Linked DNA regions of Homo sapiens: region 2 is linked to region 1. Evidence: chromatin loops called from intact Hi-C (ENCODE). Cell type or tissue: heart right ventricle. All regions are shown on one strand. Each heading gives the region's core, and the rest is flanking DNA. Links, peaks and the distances in the headings are about the cores only.

What was found. A loop is a pair of places that touch in the nucleus more often than their neighbours do. Peaks named below come from ENCODE experiments on the same cell type or tissue, not always from the same donor. Only the 100,000 strongest peaks of a DNase experiment are listed, where the experiment ranks them.
Region 2: a loop joins it to region 1, with 8 times the contacts of the local background. A loop is called at or near these places in 11 of 110 quality-filtered maps.

Annotation. Positions count from the first base shown.
Region 1 is chr20:39,426,508-39,435,219 of GRCh38, forward strand. No RefSeq gene overlaps it. Among named protein-coding and RNA genes, the nearest start is that of LINC01734, 210 kb to the left of the region's middle. In heart right ventricle, for the core only: a CTCF peak has its summit at 3,440 (motif pointing left); no DNase peak of the experiment used is centred there.
Region 2 is chr20:39,107,871-39,116,582 of GRCh38, forward strand. No RefSeq gene overlaps it. Among named protein-coding and RNA genes, the nearest start is that of LINC01734, 110 kb to the right of the region's middle. RefSeq lists enhancers at 1-843, 1,321-2,315, 4,340-4,841. In heart right ventricle, for the core only: a CTCF peak has its summit at 4,368 (motif pointing right); a DNase peak (open chromatin) is centred at 4,397; H3K27me3 peaks cover 2,771 bases.

The sequences.
Region 1 (8,712 bases), core at 329-8,328:
CAGAATGTGGCCAATGAGGTCTGCAGCAGAGAGAACAGGAGTGGGCAGAGGGGGATAGGGTGGGACCAGCTGCAAAATACTTCCTGAGTACAGAAAGAAGGGATGAAGGAGAAATGAGGCCAGAAGAGAAAATAAGTTAATAAGCAGAGACCACTATTCGATGAAACAAATACTGTGATATCCATTGTACTGACAAACTAAAACCTGGGGAGGTTACATGACACATGCGATACCAGTAACGGGGAAACAGATGATCTGGGATTTGACATTGGTGTTTCGACTCTTAATCCAGTGCTTATTCTACTATAGCGCAACTGGAGCAACTGAAGATGAAAACCAGCCATATGAGGTTATGATGAGACACATGTGGGAACATATGCCCTTCTTGGAGTTCATAAAATTCCAGGAGTTGAATGAACCCACCGAAATTGAATGCAAAGTTATGATGTCGTGGTGTATGTGTTTATTTTATACTTATATACACATGTGTATGTGTGTATTTGTGTGTATATATGTACACACACAGGTATATACACATATATAAATCTGTATTAGTCAGTGCTCTCCAGAGAAATAGAACCAAGAGGTTCTATATATATATTTTTTGTTTGTTTGTTTGTTTGTTTGTTTTGTTTTCTGAAACGGTCTCACTCTGTCACTCAGGCTGGAGTTCAGTGGCCTGATCTTGGCCTACTGCAGCCTTGACCTTCCAGGCTCAAGCGACCCTCCTGTCTCAGCCTCCTGAGTAGTGCACCACCATGCCTGGCTAATTTTTAAATTTTTTCATAGAGATGAGGTCTCACTATGTGGCAGAGTGATAGATCTCATTATGTTGCCCAGTGGGCTTAAGCAATCCTCCTGCCTTGGCCTCCCAAAGTGTTGGAATTACAGTCATAAGCCACCACACCCAGCCTGTAATGAGATTGACAATAAGGAATTGGCTTATGCAATTATGGAGGCTGAGAAATCTCATGGTCTGCCATCTGCAAGGTGAAAACCCAGGTTAGCTGATGTGTAGTTCTAGTCTGAGTCTGAAGGCCTGGCAATCAGCAGAACTGATGGTGAAAGCTCCAGTCCACGTCCAAAGGCCTTAGAACCAGGTGAGCTGATGGTATGAGTTCCAGTCTAAGTGCTGCAGAAGACTGATATTTGGCTCATAAACAGTTGAGTGGAGAGAGTGAATTATCCCTTACTCTGTTTGTTTTTGTGCTATTTGGGCCTCTAATGGATTGGATGAGGCCCACCCACATTGGAGAGGGCAACTTGCTTTACTCAGAATACTGATTCTCATCCAGAAATATCCTCACAGACATTCCCAGAAATAATGTTTAACCAAATTATCTGGGCACCCTGTGGCCCAGTCAAGTTAATGCATAAAATTAACTATCTTTCTCTGTCTAGTGGAGAGAGAGAGAGAAAAAAAAAAGAGAGGGAGAGAATGACTTTCCTATTTCTATTCCCATATGGGTCGTGGTAGATTGCATTATTCCAAAGATGGCCGCTTGCGCGCGCGCTCTCTCTCTCTCTCTCTCTCTCTCTCTCTCTCTCTCTCTCTCTCTCCCCCCCCTCCCCCTCCCCCTCCCTTTCTCCCTCCCCCTCCACGCACTCCCCATCTCCCTCTCTGTCCCTTACAATCTAATCAGCAGTCTTCCTACTTAGAGGTGGGGTTTGTGTTGCTTTTTCCCTAATTTGGACAAGGGTTGATTAAAGCTCCAACAAGCAGATAATGGAGAAAAATGATATCCTGTGGCTTCCACGGCTGGGTCATCAAAAGGATACAGCTCCTTTTCTCTGCCTACACACTTGTCCTTGGAAACCAGCCACAGTGCTGCCGGGAAGCTTAAATGAGCCTGTTTGGAGGGACGACAGGAGAGGGGCTGAGATCTCCCCAGTCGACAGCGAGCATCAACTGCCCCTGTGTGAGTGAGCGTTTGAATGGTCCCAGCCTCCAGCCTTCAAGCCTGAGACCCCAGGGATGGTGCAGCAGAATCAAGCCATCCTTGCTGTCCCACTTGGACTCTGACCTACAGAATCTGAGAGCACAATGAATGGCTGTTTTATGCCACTGAATTTTGAGGTGATTTATTACACAACCCTAATAACAGGAGCACTACTTCCAATCTTTTTCCCACCCTGTAGCCCAGACGTTCTTTCTAAAATGTTACTGTGGCCCTTTCATGGCTCAGATCAAGGCTGTTCTGTGGATCCCTATTGGCCACAAGGTAAAGGTTTGTGAAAGGAAGCTCTCTGCCTATTTTCTCAGTCTTGGAACTTTGACTATATCTGGCCGCAACCACAAAACACCAATTCAGACCTATGGAGCTGCTTTGGGTTCCCTGAAGCCATTAGTTTCCCAAACCTGTGTCTGAGCAATAAAACACTTAGTCATGAAGCAGTTTTCACAGGTTTACAGCGAGAAAGGCTGAAAAAGTAGAATTTAATTTTTATGGTAAGATTTTCTTTTAGGTAAATCTATTAAGTTATTAGAATGGTTTCCATCCCCAACCTTCTTTTTTACTTCCTAAAATTCACGTTTTTTTCTAATTTTTTTGGTGCTAAAAATGTCCTCTCCTTAATGAAATAATGGGACTACCTTGTTTCCTGTCTCTGCTCCTGCTGTTTTTCTGTTAAAGTCCTTACTAGGCAAAATAAAAAGTTGGTCACTAAATGCTATTCCCTCAATTAAAAAAAAAAATCCTGTACTTGAAATAAAAGTCTGGGAACCACTGACCCACATAGTGTAGTCTAAACCACTTAGCATGGCATTAAATCCTTGATGCCATATTAGTTAAATTCTGTTCTAATTGTATGATAATTGGGTCCACCAACAATGTGATTCCACACTATGCCCCTCAGGTAAGTGATGAATGTCTGAGAAAATTGGGTGCTTGGTGGAGCATTATTTCTTTGAGAAATATGTCTGAAGGCACAAACCATTGACTTAGGTTAAGTTTTAAAACACTGCCTCCTCTGAAGTTAGGCGTTGCTAGCTCATAAATAATTAATACAAACCATATAGCCACTCAGACATACATGTGTGCATACCTACATCACACATGTCATCACTCCCACACTCATATTAACTTCATACACCCACACTGATGTTAAAATGCCTGCACACCCAGACAAACATGGCAGCTGGAGAGATACAGAGTTCTGCAAGTGATCCAGCGAGGTGACTAAGCTAAGCTGTGCTTCCCAGTTCCCATCCATTCCCATGGAGATCCATCAATCTCCACGTATCTGCTTTCAGGAGCTCTTTTCCCCAAAGTCCTTGAAATAAATTTGTAGCCTGATATTTGAGAATGGCCAGTCTGAGTTCTACTTACATAACTCACCCATGCCCTTGACATTCCCCCTTGGATTTGTCCATGCACAGCTGATCCATCCCCTGGACCAGGACAAGGCTACAGCTCAGAGGCCCTCTGGTGGAGAAAATACTTGTATTTTTTTTTTTTCCTGGACTTGCAGCTATCTGGTCTTGCTTCAGTTAATCAGTTTCCTGCCACCTAGCTGGGATAATAGTTCATCTTGGGTTTGTTGACCTCTGTCTCTTCCAGTTGCCTGGTGTTTGGTGATTCAAAGGGTGATAAATAAACAGGATTCATAATCATAGCATGCATGATTAGGAACACTTTCTGACCATTTCAATCCAATTTGCATTTAGGTCTGGTTAACCTGAGGGGCAGGCATGTTAATCTTTACACAATACGGATTGATTACTGACTTCTCAAATTTTTCCTCCTTCAGATGACAAGCCCCAGCAGCCTGAAATTTGTCAATTTAAGATAGCACCCAAGGAGCACAACAAACCTACTTTAGGAAAAAAAATTAACTTGGAATAAATACATTACTTCCGTGCAGAGCAAGAACATAAAGTTATACCCCAGGGACAGGCACCACCTATAACCTACTGCACCCCTGCAATATCTTGGTGCCTCATTAGATTTATTAATGAGGCTGGCACATCACTCTACCCAGCCCTATTGTTTAATAGGATCGGTGGACATTGACCAGCACAGATGATAAATTTGAGAGAGGCTCTATCAGCATAAGGTTTGGGACTGGGGAAGCAGATGGAAATGTTTTCCCTTGACCTCATAATCCTTTATGTGTCTTCCTTGTGATGACATTGTATTATTTAAAGTGCACAGGATCTATAGCACCTCCTTGGAAATGTCTAGGAATCTGGGGATGAGTCTGTGACCTCCATGGAAAATGTTAGGAATTCTATCCAGATGTGCAGGTTTCTTTGCTCTGGCCCATGCTTAACCATGGAACTGCAAAAACAGGAAAGCCTTAGAGGTGTTTGTGATATCATAAGGTACTTGCATTTTTCAAGAGCATAACTTGGACTTTACATGCCTCTAACCCTAACTGGCATCTCTTATGGTGCTTAGCAGGTGCCTACAGAATGTTTATTAAATAGATGGACTTTGGACTGTTCAGGGGCTTGATGAGTTCCTTGCTATCAGTTGAGCAAAAGTAGTAGAGGATGTTTTATTCCAAGAAGGGGAACCTGGGTGGTCTCTGTGTGTGTGTGTTTCTTTTCTATTTGCTTTTCCCTATCATATTGAACTCATTACCTTCATCGGGGCTGTTAGGACAGATTCCTGACTATTCCCCCTCTCCATTGGAGGTCACTTCTCATCTTGCTTCCTTGATTTCCACAAGAGGAAGTTAACATTATCCTGAGTGTGACTGTCCTGTGGCATTTGGAGCCATTCTTAAAGTACAACACTGGATTATTTCATCACAAGCATTTGCCAATGATTATAATCGAGGGATCATGACCCCTCAGTCTCTTTTACAATGCCTCTGGAGAGAGATAACATTCAAGGAGGATTGCTTGCTTCAAGGACCTGTAATCTACCTCTTCTTCCAAGTATTCCAAATTAAAAAAAAAAAAAAAAGGGAAATAGAGAGCTGAGTACTTGGACATTGTGCTGGTTCCCTTTAGATCTGCTTCCATGGAATGGTCCTTTGATAGAATATATTGAGGTTCTGATAAGAAACAGATCTATTAAGTTATAGTTAAGTCCATTTTAATGATACTATTAAGTGGTGTTTATTATAGCATACCTTGTATTCTTTATAAAGACTTCTGGGAGATATTTTTATCTGGTTTCAGTGCCATAAAAGGTTGGCTAATTAGCAAAGAGTAGGACCTTTACCTTTATGAGCTTCATAAACTTTCGTAAGCGTTTAGTTTGTGTGTGTGTGTATGTGGGCATGTGCATGTGCTTATTTCAAAAAATTTCCAAAGCAATGAAATGAAAGAGATTTTCCCTGAAAGAGGAACTATTATTCATCCTTGAAGGCCTATCTTAACTATATGGCCTTGAGACTTTCTCAGTGGCTGCTAGGGAGGTAGAAACTTCTGCCTCTGGGCCCCGGGACCACTCTGTTCTTTAAAGTCATCAGTTGCAATGTGCTTGGATTTGTGTGGCCATGGCTGTCAGCCCCACTCACCTGGGAGCTTGTAAAAGACAAGACAAGGCCTTCTGGGTAGCCCCCAGAACCTCAAACACGGGAAGGTGCATTGTCACTTAGACATTTTACCTCAGCCTCTTGATCTTCACTGACTTGTGGACTCTCAAGTATGCTTTGTCTATGTGTAATTTTGTAATAGAGCGTTGGAAGAGAGACTGGCATTTTTGGATAAATTAATCTCTTAGTGAAGACCTTGTAGTTCTATTTATTCTTTCTAGTGAAATGTGTGTGTGTGTGCGTGCATGCTTGAGAAGGAGAGAGAGAGAGAGAATTTGATTTATTAATCAAGACATGCTTCAGTTACTGAATGGGAAGAGGACCAAGAGTCTTTGGGCTTATAAGTTAGATTTGACCCACACATTTACAATGCTTCTGCTTCAAGAACAAGGTGCTCTTTTATATTCTTTTCTTAATGAATCTGTGACCAGGTCATTCTCATTTTTGGATTTTAGAACAGGTCTATTCGAGATAAAAACTGTGCCCCTGAGGTTTGCTTTCTAAAACACAGGTGTTTCAGATTTTTTTTTTTTTTTTTTTTTGCTGATTTGGTTTTAATTCCGTCCTTTCTTTAACCACATCTTTTTTCCTTTCTAGGAGCAATACAAAGTTCAGACACGTTCTGAGGTTGAGTTTTGGTGACTTTAGCAGAAAGTCAGAAGAAAGCTGACAATTTCCTTTTCTTCAGTGATGTGCATGGTTTCCAGGCCTTTCTCTGGACCTATGATTCACTGCCATGGAGTGGAACTTTAACACCCCTAGACTGTGGAAGCTCATCCAGCTTTCAACAGTATCACCTAGAGGCAATGAAAAGCAATCAGAATCACAGACCAACCTCATGCCAAGAGAATCTTCATTCAGTTGTGGTCTGCTTTGTACTGCTTGAGCATTTGGGGTTTGAAAAATTAAGGAAAAGAATAGGGGGAAGCCCCAAGATGAAAATACTGGTTTTCTTGCCAATGTTTTAAAAGCAGCTCAAGACTTAAATTTGAGTTGAAAATTTCTTATAGCAAATGTGACTTTTGGGCTTCTAAAAACAAGTCATCCTGGTTATGCCTGGTTGTTGAAAGTCTGCATAATTATGTTATCTTATGGACATGTTTGTATCTCTTCAAAATTCATATGTTGAAGCCCTAACTCAGTGTAACTATATTTGGAGATAGGGACTTAATGAAATAACGAAAGTTAAATGAGGTCATAAGAATGGGGCCCTGATTCAATAGGATTAGTGTCCTTTTAAGAAGAGATAAAAGAGAGAGCTTTCCACCCTGTCATCCCCCTTCCAGCTCCCATGCAGAGCATGCACAACAGAAGAGATCATGGGAGCACAGAGAGAGAGGGTGGCTGTCTACTTGTCAAGAAAAGAGGTCTCAGAACTCATCATTTTTTATGGCTGCATAGTATTCCATGGTGTATACGTGCCACATTTTCTTAATCCAGTCTATCATTGTTGGACATTTGGGTTGGTTCCTCACTTTTGTTGAATTTAATAAATTTGAATTTTAAAATCTAAAAAAAGAAAAGAAAAGAAAATAGGTCTCAGAATGCAACCCACATTGCTGCCATGTTGATACTGGACTTCTAGCATCTAGCAATGTGAGCAATACATTTCTGTTGCTTAAGCCATCCAGCCTGTAGTATTTACAGTACCCCATGCTGACTAATACATTAATCTTAGTTAGAGAATCTGCTATTTATAGGGCAATAAATGTGTCCAGGCTTGGTAATTAGAGAGACGGGGGTTAAAGTCTTGTCTCTGCCATTTGTTTGCTGTGAATTTTAGGTGCATTTTCTTGCTTCTGAGATTGTATTCCATCATATGTAAAATGGAGATTTTAATAAGACCTTCAGTGTAAAGATTAAATGAGATAATAGATAAAAATGCAAATATAAATGAGGGACTAGCATAGTTGATAATCTGACCAATACCATTTATCGAATGTCTGCCTGAGCATAGTAGTGCTATCAGGTTTATTTTGATGTGGCCACCTCCCAGACCCTCACCCCCACCCAGAATTGGAGGCAGGAGAATTGAAATGGGAAATATCTTTCTGATTACCCTTTTCCTCACAAATTGTAACCAAAAGGATTTTCAAAAATTTCCCCTAAATTGTTATGGTACTACCTTAGGGCAACATGCTTTATGGTCTAGCTGGGTTATTACGAAAAATATATTTAATTTTTTTCTCCAGATCCCTGGAGAAAGGAGATGGTACTTTCAAACAGAATAAGAGAACTTTGAAGAGACTTAACAAAGGGACTAGTTCCAAAAGTATGGTGTGGATTTAAGGAAATAACAAGAGATAGTGCAGTATTCTGAAGTATCCAATGAGGAGCTGTTACCACCCCGGGTCTAAAGGGTCAAGGGGAGGGACCAGCCACTAGAAGTAGATAGGATAACTGTACGAATAGGGAGGTTTGACTCGAGCTATGACTAGTAGTGGAAGAACACAACCAACTTAGGGGCACCCTGGCCATGAGGGAGCTGAGGAAACAAATATTCAACTTCACTCTTCTATCTTCTGATCTCTTCCTGTCCTCTCATTGGCTGAACCCAACCAGAAACCATGGACACTCTGGTTCATACACTGGTTGATGGACGCCATATGTGTTAGTCCCCTGGGGAATACCCAGCAAACTGGAGACAGTGGACAGTCTCCACTGAAATTGGGAGGTTAATGCAAGCTATCCAGGACAGGAGTCTTCTCAATACTTCTCAACTTCTCAGTATATATATAGAGAGAGCTCTATATTTGATTTCTCCATATTTGTTTCTTGATATGTTAAAGGAATATAGAACTATAGTCAATGATAATTGTACATTTAAAAATAACAGAGTGTGATTGGATTGTAACACACAGGATACTTGAGGGGATGGATGTCCCATTCTTAATGATGTGATTATTACATATTGCATGCCTGTATCAGAACATCTCATGTACCCCATAAATATATACACCTGATGTGAACCCACAAACATTAAAAATTACAAAAATTACAAAATAAAAGAATATAGAACATTTTCTTTGTTTCCCCCAAACAATTCTCAAGTTTAATATTTACCCTGGAGTGATACATTTCTACCTTGGAGCAGAAGGCTGCAAGGACACGTGATTTAAGAGAAGAATGTACAGACACAGTGTTTGAGAAATACTTTCTGCATTGCACTGACTTGTCCTGTTGACTCATCCATGGCTGTGGGTCCTTTAATCATAGTTCTCT
Region 2 (8,712 bases), core at 164-8,163, 320 kb before region 1:
AATGGATTCTGACTAAGCAGCAGAGGAATTTATTATTGGGTAAGCCAGTGACACTGTGACACAGGGACTCATACAAGTCACCCTTCAACCACTGGGTGGATGTGGCTGGCCTTTAGATAACCTCTTACTCGGTCTCTTCAAAACATCTCTTTCCTTCCGTCCTTCTGATATGATGCGCAAGAGCAGATGAGGGCAGGGATGGCAAACGTGAGCCCTTCTACTTCATCCTTGGCAGACATCACTAACTGATCTCTGTGCAAGTTCTTATGGAGCTCAGGGGCAGCTCCCTGGACCCTTTATATTTCCTGTTCCGGGCAGTCATTACTAACAGATCACAGATGATATGTGAAATACAATTTACTTCTGTTCCAGGGTCCATATGACACCTCTTTCAAGGCAATGTGTGTGCAATTTAAATGACACTATCTGTCTCTCAGCCCAAAGCAGCTGAGGATTCCATGTCCCAGGGACAAAGAGTTGCCCATCCTGGGGGCCCACTGCTACGGATCTTGCAGAAACTCAAAGGCTGCCATTCATTCTTGGGATGCTAGTCTTGGGGCAGAGCGGGAAGACAACTCGCTTGGGTGTTACAACCTCCTGACCCCAGCTTCCTTTGGAATGTGGCACCCCAAGCCTGCCTCTCCTGACTCCCAGTCTGTGGGTTCCACTCTGCTCTGATTTCATGATGCATCCTGACTTCATGGGTTCTAAAAACAATTATTTGCTAGCTTTGTGCCCACCCCTTACTTTCAATCAGGCCCAGGGTGGCAGAGAGTCATGGGGCTGCCAGTTTTGGCCAGGCTGGACTGGGGAGGGGATCGGCTACCCCTAAAGGAAAAGCTCTTCCAGCCAGGAATTGCCTTTCTCTTCCTAATGTGAGATAATTGGTTTCCTTTTTACCTAGTTCCTCCACAGCCTTCGTAATTACTGCCAAACCCTTGTCCCTCGACTTTGGCATTCCCACCAATGGACTTTTTTCCAAAGGGAAAGAGAAAAAGGCAAGAAGACTCAGAATGAAGGCCTGGGCTGGATTTACCTCCTGAGTCATCACCTACTCTCTGTGTGACCTTGGGCACGTTACTCACTTCTCTAAATTGTCCTCCCTAACTAACAGCTTCCTGCTGGAATTTTGAGAGGATGAGGTGATTTAAATGCTTAGCTCAATAGCGCATGGTGTGGCTAAACACTCGGGTGAATACTAGTATTGTTTCTTGTTACCTTTGTGCCTGGTGGTTTGGGCTGGGGTGTGAGGGTCAGGCTTTGGGGTGCTGGTTGGGGACTTGTGCCTTCTCTTTTTCTTTCCCCAAAGCTTCTGGAACTAAGCTCTCCCTCATCTCTTCAAGGAAGATGTGACACCAAGTGTGTTTTAGCAGAAACAAGACCCATATAAGTGATCCACTGAGGGGCCAGCAGGCTAATATGATGTTCTGAAAAGGGGCATTTTATTTTGTCAAATTGCTCTGGGGCTGCTGAACTTTGGTGGCTGTTTCTTGGCAGTGTTTCTGGACATCTTGTTCGCAGGTGATGAGAGGAAGGGCTGCCCTGACATCTTGTACAGGTGAGGGGGCTGGAGGCTTCCTTCCTGCGCGTTCCAGCCAGTGCCCCGCCTGCAGTGGGGGAGACATTTTTTCACCCGGTTCAATGTGCGGGAGGAGGAGGGTGAGGTGGGGGCATGGGTAGAGGGGCCAGTGGGAGGAGTCCCCCCCACAGAGTCCTCTGTTAGAACAACCCAGAAGTCCCCCTCCCCAGCTTGGGGAGCCTCCAGGGCCCGTTCCCACCCCAGCAGCCCCCTCCCCAGCTGGGGGAGGCTCCAGGGCCTGTTCCCACCCCAGCAGCCCCCTCCCCAGCTGCGGGAGCCTCCAGGGTATGTTCGCACCCCAGCAGCCCCCTCCTCAGCTGGGGGAGCCTCCAGGGCCGGTTCCACCCCGGCAGCCCCCTCCCCAGCTGGGGGAGCCTCCAGGGTCTGTTCCCACCCCAGCAGCGTCTAGGCTCGCTTCCTGTCTCCCCGTTTTCTTAAAAGCTGTGTGTCAGCACAGGAGTGGCAGGTGTGTTAACTCCCGGAGCCTGCGCCTGTGCCCCAGCATGGGAAGAAAAATGCCGACTCGGAGAGAATCAGAGTCAGGCGCTGGCACTAGCCTTGGGGGCAGGAGAGAGTTGGTCGAAAGGAAGTGTTGGGAGAAGGCCAGGTGGCTGGTACTGAGGTACCCACGCCTGCTTCCTCTGCCAGGAAGAGAGACCCCCCACTAAGGTAACTGTGAGAAGTAGGGCACTGTCTCCCTCCCTCCCTCCCTCCCTCTTTCCCTCTTTCCCTTTTTTTCCTTTCTTCCTTCCCTCGTTTCCTCCCATTTTCCCCCTCCCTATTTCCATTCCTTTTTTCCTTTCCTCCCTCCCTCCCTCCCTCCCTCCCTTCCTTCCTTCCCCCTTTCTCTCCCTCTCTTCCTTCCTTTTTGCCCTCTGTCCTTTTTCCCTTCGGTCCTTCCTTTTTTGTTCATTTCTGCACTCCCCCTCCTCCCCTTCCTTTCCTTCTCTCCTCTTCTCTTCCTTTCCCTCTCTCCTATTCTCTCCCTTCCTCCTTTCCCCCTCTTCCTTCTCTCCCACCTCCCTTCCTTCCTGTTTTCCTCATTTGCATCCCTGCTTCCCCTGTGCTCTCCCTCCTGTCCTCCCTCCTCTTTTCTTGTCTCTTTCCTTTCTCTTCCCCTTCTTCCTCTCTCCTCTTCCTTCCTCCCTGCTCGCACCATGCCACTCAATGCTCCAAGCTGGACACAGCTGCAGGGAAATAGCCTCAGCCCTGGCCCCCAGGAGCTTCCACCTAGTGGGAGCCAGGCAGGTGGACAGGTGATGATCCTGTCACGTGATCCACATGCTAATGAAGATCTGGGCTGGTCTCCTGGGAGCTTTGCTGGGTCTGGAGGGGTAGAGAAAGCCCTCACAGAGCAGGAGACCTCTGGCCTGGGTCTGATAGTTTCTCTGGCTGAGTCAAAAGAAAGGGGCATTGTAGGCAGAGGGAAGAGCTTGCACAAAGTAGGGGGACATGGTCAATGAATTCTTATGCAAATTTGGAATTGGACAAGCCTAGGCTTGAGCCACTGTCAGTATAACCTCTGCCCAATCATTTCAGCCTCTCTCAGCTTCTCATCTGTAAAATGGGGTATGTTAGTACTCATGATGCCCTGGGATGTTTGGGGAACAGAATTAGCTCTTGCATCTGAAAATATCTAGCACTATGTGTCTTATCACATTTTACCCTCATGTCAACCTGGGGGGCCGGGTACAATTATATCTTAATTTTACAGTTCTGGAAATGGTGGCTCAGAGAAGTTGAGCAGCCTGTCCAAGTTCACACAGCCAGGTAGATTGAAGACACAAATGTAGGCAGCCTGATTCCCAAGCCCGAGTGTTTAATAACAATCTCTCCAAAGTCAGCACATACACTTGGAATAAAACTAACACATCAGGTGCCTGCTCTGTAAAATGAGGTTGCACAAACCTGGCAGGATGACAGGGATAACTCTCCAGAGCTGGAGGGGCCATGGGGGATGCACTTTTGATTTTTATGGCTTCTCAGGGTCCCACCAATTGTACTGTCTTAGCCTGTGTCTGGTTGGTGCAGGAAAAAGGAGGATGGGCAGTGGAGCAGGAGGAAGAAGGGGGAGGAAGAGCGAGGGAGGAGGGTGCATTGGAGGGAGCAGGAAGAGGAGGAGAGGGAGGAGGGAGAGGGGAGGAAGGAGGGGGGAGGAGGAGGATAGAGAGGAGAGGAGGAGGGAAAGGGGAGGAGGAAGGGGAGGAGGAAGGGGGAGGGGAGGGAGAGGAGGGGGAGGAAGAGTGGGAGGATAGAAAACGGGAGGAGGGGAAAGGGAGGAGGAAAAGGGGAGGAGGAGGAGGGGCAGGGGGAGGAAGAGGGGAAGGGAAGGAAGGGAAGGAGGGAGGGGAAGGGAAGGAGGAGGAGGAACTCTCTGACCCTACTCCCGAATCTGATTCTGTCCCTCTTTTCCAGTTCCCTGCACTGAGGTGTTGGAAATCCAGCTTTCCAGTGGAGGCTGCCTGGGTTTCCATCCTTGTAGCTGTGCTTTTTCTGTTCCTCTGGGACTTTTCTTCCCTTGACCCCCTTTCTTTCAGGAGCTCTTGGTCTTGTCTGAACAGCTTTTGTCTAAGAAGCCTCACAGACTGCCCTGGGCACCCTTTCCTTCTCCTTGCTCTGGCCTCTACTGTCAGTCTCTCCTCTCTGTTCTCCCTCTCTTCCCATCCTTCCAAGAAGGTGAACCGTGGGACTTCTGAGGTCTAAAGAAGGGTCCTGGATAGGGACTTTAGGAGCCCAGACCGGATGGTCACTGGAGAGGGACCCTTTTGTCATTATGTAGACTGGCCACACGATGGCTCCCTGGGACCGTCAAGCACCTGCCCAGTCTCTTCAGTGGGCCTCTGGTCGCCCTGGTGATTATTCTTTCCCTTAAATGTTCCACACGCACCTCTTCCTTATCTCTGTAGCTGGGCAGCCAACTTCTGGGTTTCCTGCTCACCCTGGGTAGAGAGATCCCAGTCACTGGGGCTTGCGTTAGAGAGGAGTGGAGTGGGGAGAAGAGCAGGAGGGGAGCAGAAAGAGAAGTGAGGGGCTTGCCAGGGGGCTAGTGGCTGAGCAGCTGTAGGAAGGGACTTCGTGGAGTTACTGATGGGCTCAGCCACCAGGAGCTGGGCTCTGGGGAATCTTTAGGAGTGAGAAACAGAGCCTGGATGTCCATTCCAGGGCCCCAAACACAAGGCTCACTTCCTGGAAGCATGAGGACTGGAGGTGACACAGAAAAGGCTGGCGTGAACTTCCAGACACCTGAGGAGCAAGAGCTCAGAGTTCCAGCTGGAGGTGGCCCGGACTGCAGACTTGGCCATGGCCAGTGGTGGCCCTTCCCGGACATGGCTTGGAGCTGATGGAGCTGCTGTTTGGGACAGCAGGATGTGGCTTGACTCGGGCACTGAAAAACAAGGCTGGCTTTTATGAAAAACAAACAAAAACTCAGGTGACCAGAGTTTCACGCATGCTCAGAAAGCAGTGGCAAGTTAGGATTATAATAATAATGTTATAACAATAATAATGTTATAACAATAATAATGACAGTAGCAAATAACCATCTTTTTGAGGATTTATGGAACATGTCAGACACTGCTTTTTTTTACATGGGTTGTTTTGTTTACATGGATTACCCCATAGGGGAGGTAATAGAAGGGGATTTATAATGACAGTCAAACCTGAAAAGGAGACACTTTGTTTTAGCACAACAAGACCCAGGGTACCTGCAGGCTGGAGTGTGGCTTTCTCATGGGCTCCAGGTGATTGCAGGGATGGAGAGAGAAACTCGTCCATTTCACTTGCAGGGTACACAGGGACTTGCCATCACAACCTTTTTCATTTCCAACCATTTTCTTCCTGTTGGAAGGAATATTCCTCAGCTGAAGTTGGATCTGATTTAATAAGGCAATAACCAGAGAAATGCATTTCAATTGATTATTAAGCATTTGTTTATTAGGACTCAGTAGCTCTGACCCAAATAGCTGCTAAGCAGTCATTAAACATCAAAGAAGATGTTTCTGTTTATATATTTTGTTTATTTACCGTCATGAACAAACATTATTGCATCAATTAAATGTCGATTAGGGGGTCTATGGTTTGAATTAGATTATACACATAGTGTCAAATCATTTTCGTGTCTCTTTCTGAGATATAATCTATTTTTGTTTTAGTATCTAAAAGGATTCCATCTAAGTGTTAGAAGCTGTGGCCGGCAGGGGTTACGGGGTGGCTTCTGAGCACTTCTAAAGCTGATGTTTCCTTTTTTGGAGTTTGCAGCCTGGATCCCTGTGACAGCCTGGAACTCCTGATCCATTCCTCATTGATCATTCATGAAGGGGCCATTTCTCTGCGATTCTTTGCTTTTTTGGGCATTAATTTTCTAGAAAACAAAACAACACAACAATAACTCTAACCTCCATCATAAAACCCTTAGATATTTATCTCCAAGGCAGCTAAACTGAGTTGTGGAAATGAAATTAAGTTCTCCATTAATGCTGCTTCAATTAAGCAGCATTGAAATCAGGAATGGTGTGCTTGAAAGAATATATGATTTTCCTAGTCACAGTCTAGAAGCATTGAAATAACATATCTTAATATATTTTTATTCAAAAAAATTGGATAATTTTCTAATTATATGAGACAACTATGTGTATTTATAAAATCACATATAAACCTGAGCTTAATTTTTTTTAAATTGATAAAATTATATATATTTATCATGTACAACATGATATGTATACATTGTGGAATGGTGAAGTTGAGTTAGCATCCTGGCTTTTTAAGTCAGAGGAGAGGGGACCCGCAGGAGGACCCTGGCTGAATTGGGCCCCATCAGACCCAGAATGGAACCCCCCCGGTCCCCAGAATTTGTCCTCCTGTTGTACTCAGTGCGTTGGTGGAAGCAGAACTCCCCATGGGAACAGGCAGACCTAGATTTTCTGGGGTGGGAGGGGAAGGTAAAGGTGCAACAAATTGAGATTTCTCCCTGCCCTAACTCCCAACCCAGCCCAGAAAAGAACTTTGAGTGAGGCCAGCAGTGGGGAGGCTGAGCTCTGGCAGCCTCAGGGGTCAGTCCTGCAGGGTAGCGTGCGGGGATCTGGCTCTAGCCACATGGGGGCTGGCATGGATGCCATGAGGCTCAGCTACCCCTCTCCTTCCACCTTGTTCTTTCTGGGCAGGGGCAGCCCTCCAGATCCCAGTCAGGGTTTATCCAGGGGTAAAGGAGAGAAAGAAAGGTGAGAGTGAAGAGGAGAGTCCAGGTGAGTGAGGGAACAGCTTGAAGAGGCCAGCCATTTGCATATTAAAGAGCCTCTCGGCTGGATGTGGTGGCTCACGCCTGTAATCCCAACACTTTGGGAGGCTGAGGTGGGTGGATCACGAGGTCAGGAGATGGAGACCATCCTGGCCAACATGGTGAAACCCCATCTCTACTAAAAATACAAAAATTAGCTGGGTGTGGTGGCACACACCTGCAATCCCAGCTACTCAGGAGGCTGAGGCAGGAGAATTGCTTGAACCCAGGAAGCAGAGATTGTAGTGAACTGTGATCAAGCCACTGCACTCCAGCCTGGGCAACAGAGCAAGACTCCATCTCATTTAAAAAAAAAAAAAGGCACCTCAAGTTCTCTAACGCTTCTAGCCCAGAAGTTTTCAAACTTTCTTTTAAATCAATGGAACTGTTTTATCAAGTGACATCTTATTTCAGTGAAAGTGTAGTATATATGAAGTTTAAACACAGTTGAAGTGGTCAGTGCAGGGTGCCTCTCACTTGCCCCCTAAGCACTCCCTGCCATGGTACCCAGAGGCGTTTCTGCAGAAATCCTCTTACTTTGTAGACGTGCTTTGAAAACCACTGCATTAGTACACTGGACAGCCCTGTCCTTAAAAGCTAGTCGCCAGCCCAGCATGGACAACAGAAGAATCCCTGGGAATGAGACCTTCTCAAAGTCCCAGGCCCACCTATGAACATTCAGATTTCCTAGATCTGGATTTCACCCAAGAATGTACTTTTAACGAGAGCCCCAAATGATTCTAACCCAGTAGGCTAGGCTGGAACTAGGGTGAGGCCAGCAAGTGCTTGGAACTGCACTTACACGGCCTTGAGAGTGAAGCCTCCTGAAATTTTATACTGTAGGCCCCTCACTGGCCTCACTCTGGTTCTGGCCCAGGTACTAACCATGTGAAAACCAACACCCAGCTACACTCTGGGGTTTGGCTGCATACAGAAGTGCTCAGATGGGGCTTGAAAGAATGAATGAAAGCCATAGAGATCTGCCTCCTGGTGTCCCATGGGACAGACAGCAAAGAAAACAGGTTGTAGGCAATATTCATAGTCATTTTTATTACTGCTATTGTTAGGAATTTATTTTTTGATGCTTGTAAGGTACAAGACACAGTGGGAAACAATTTATAAACATTCTCATCTTTCACCTTTGCATCAGCCATGTAATAGTTCAATTTGTAAATGGGGAAACGAAAGCTTTGAAAGGTGAAAGTCTCGTCCAAATTCACACTGCTAGTCGTGATGCCTAATATTCTCCATGGCTTGAGCTCTTTACCTTTCTGCTGTACTGAGGATAGGTATACGGCCCTTCCTTAGCATGGGGGATGATGTTCCTAAATGACCCTCACTAATATAATAGCATCCATTATGGACTGTAGTCACTGTGTATGTTTGCCCAGCAAGCATCCTCATCTGCTTCTCTGAAGCAAATCTCACTCCCACCCTGGCCACAGGATCACTTGATCCAGGTCTGGCCAATCAGAATCCTCCATTGCCCTAGACCGTGATTAGTCTGGGAGTAGACACGGGGTCTAAGTCAGACCAATCAGATGCCTCCCCAGGATTTCCAGTTAGGAGCTGGAGAAGCTGACTTGCCTCTGGGGTCACTGATCTGGAAGGAGGTGAGGGGTTGCTCACAGCCAGAGCTCTAGGAGAGAACAAAGAAGAGGAAGCTGGTGACCCAGTCTTGTTGGCAGGTCCTTCTTCAGTTCTATGAGGTGCCTGAGCATGTATTGCTGTCAGCTGTGGCAGAAAATAGTTTTCATTTTTTACTTTAGGCTAGTTTGAGTTAGTTTTCTGTCACTTGCAACCAAAGAATCCTGATGAATTCAGCATCCAACATTAACATCACAGTCCCTCTACTCTGAGC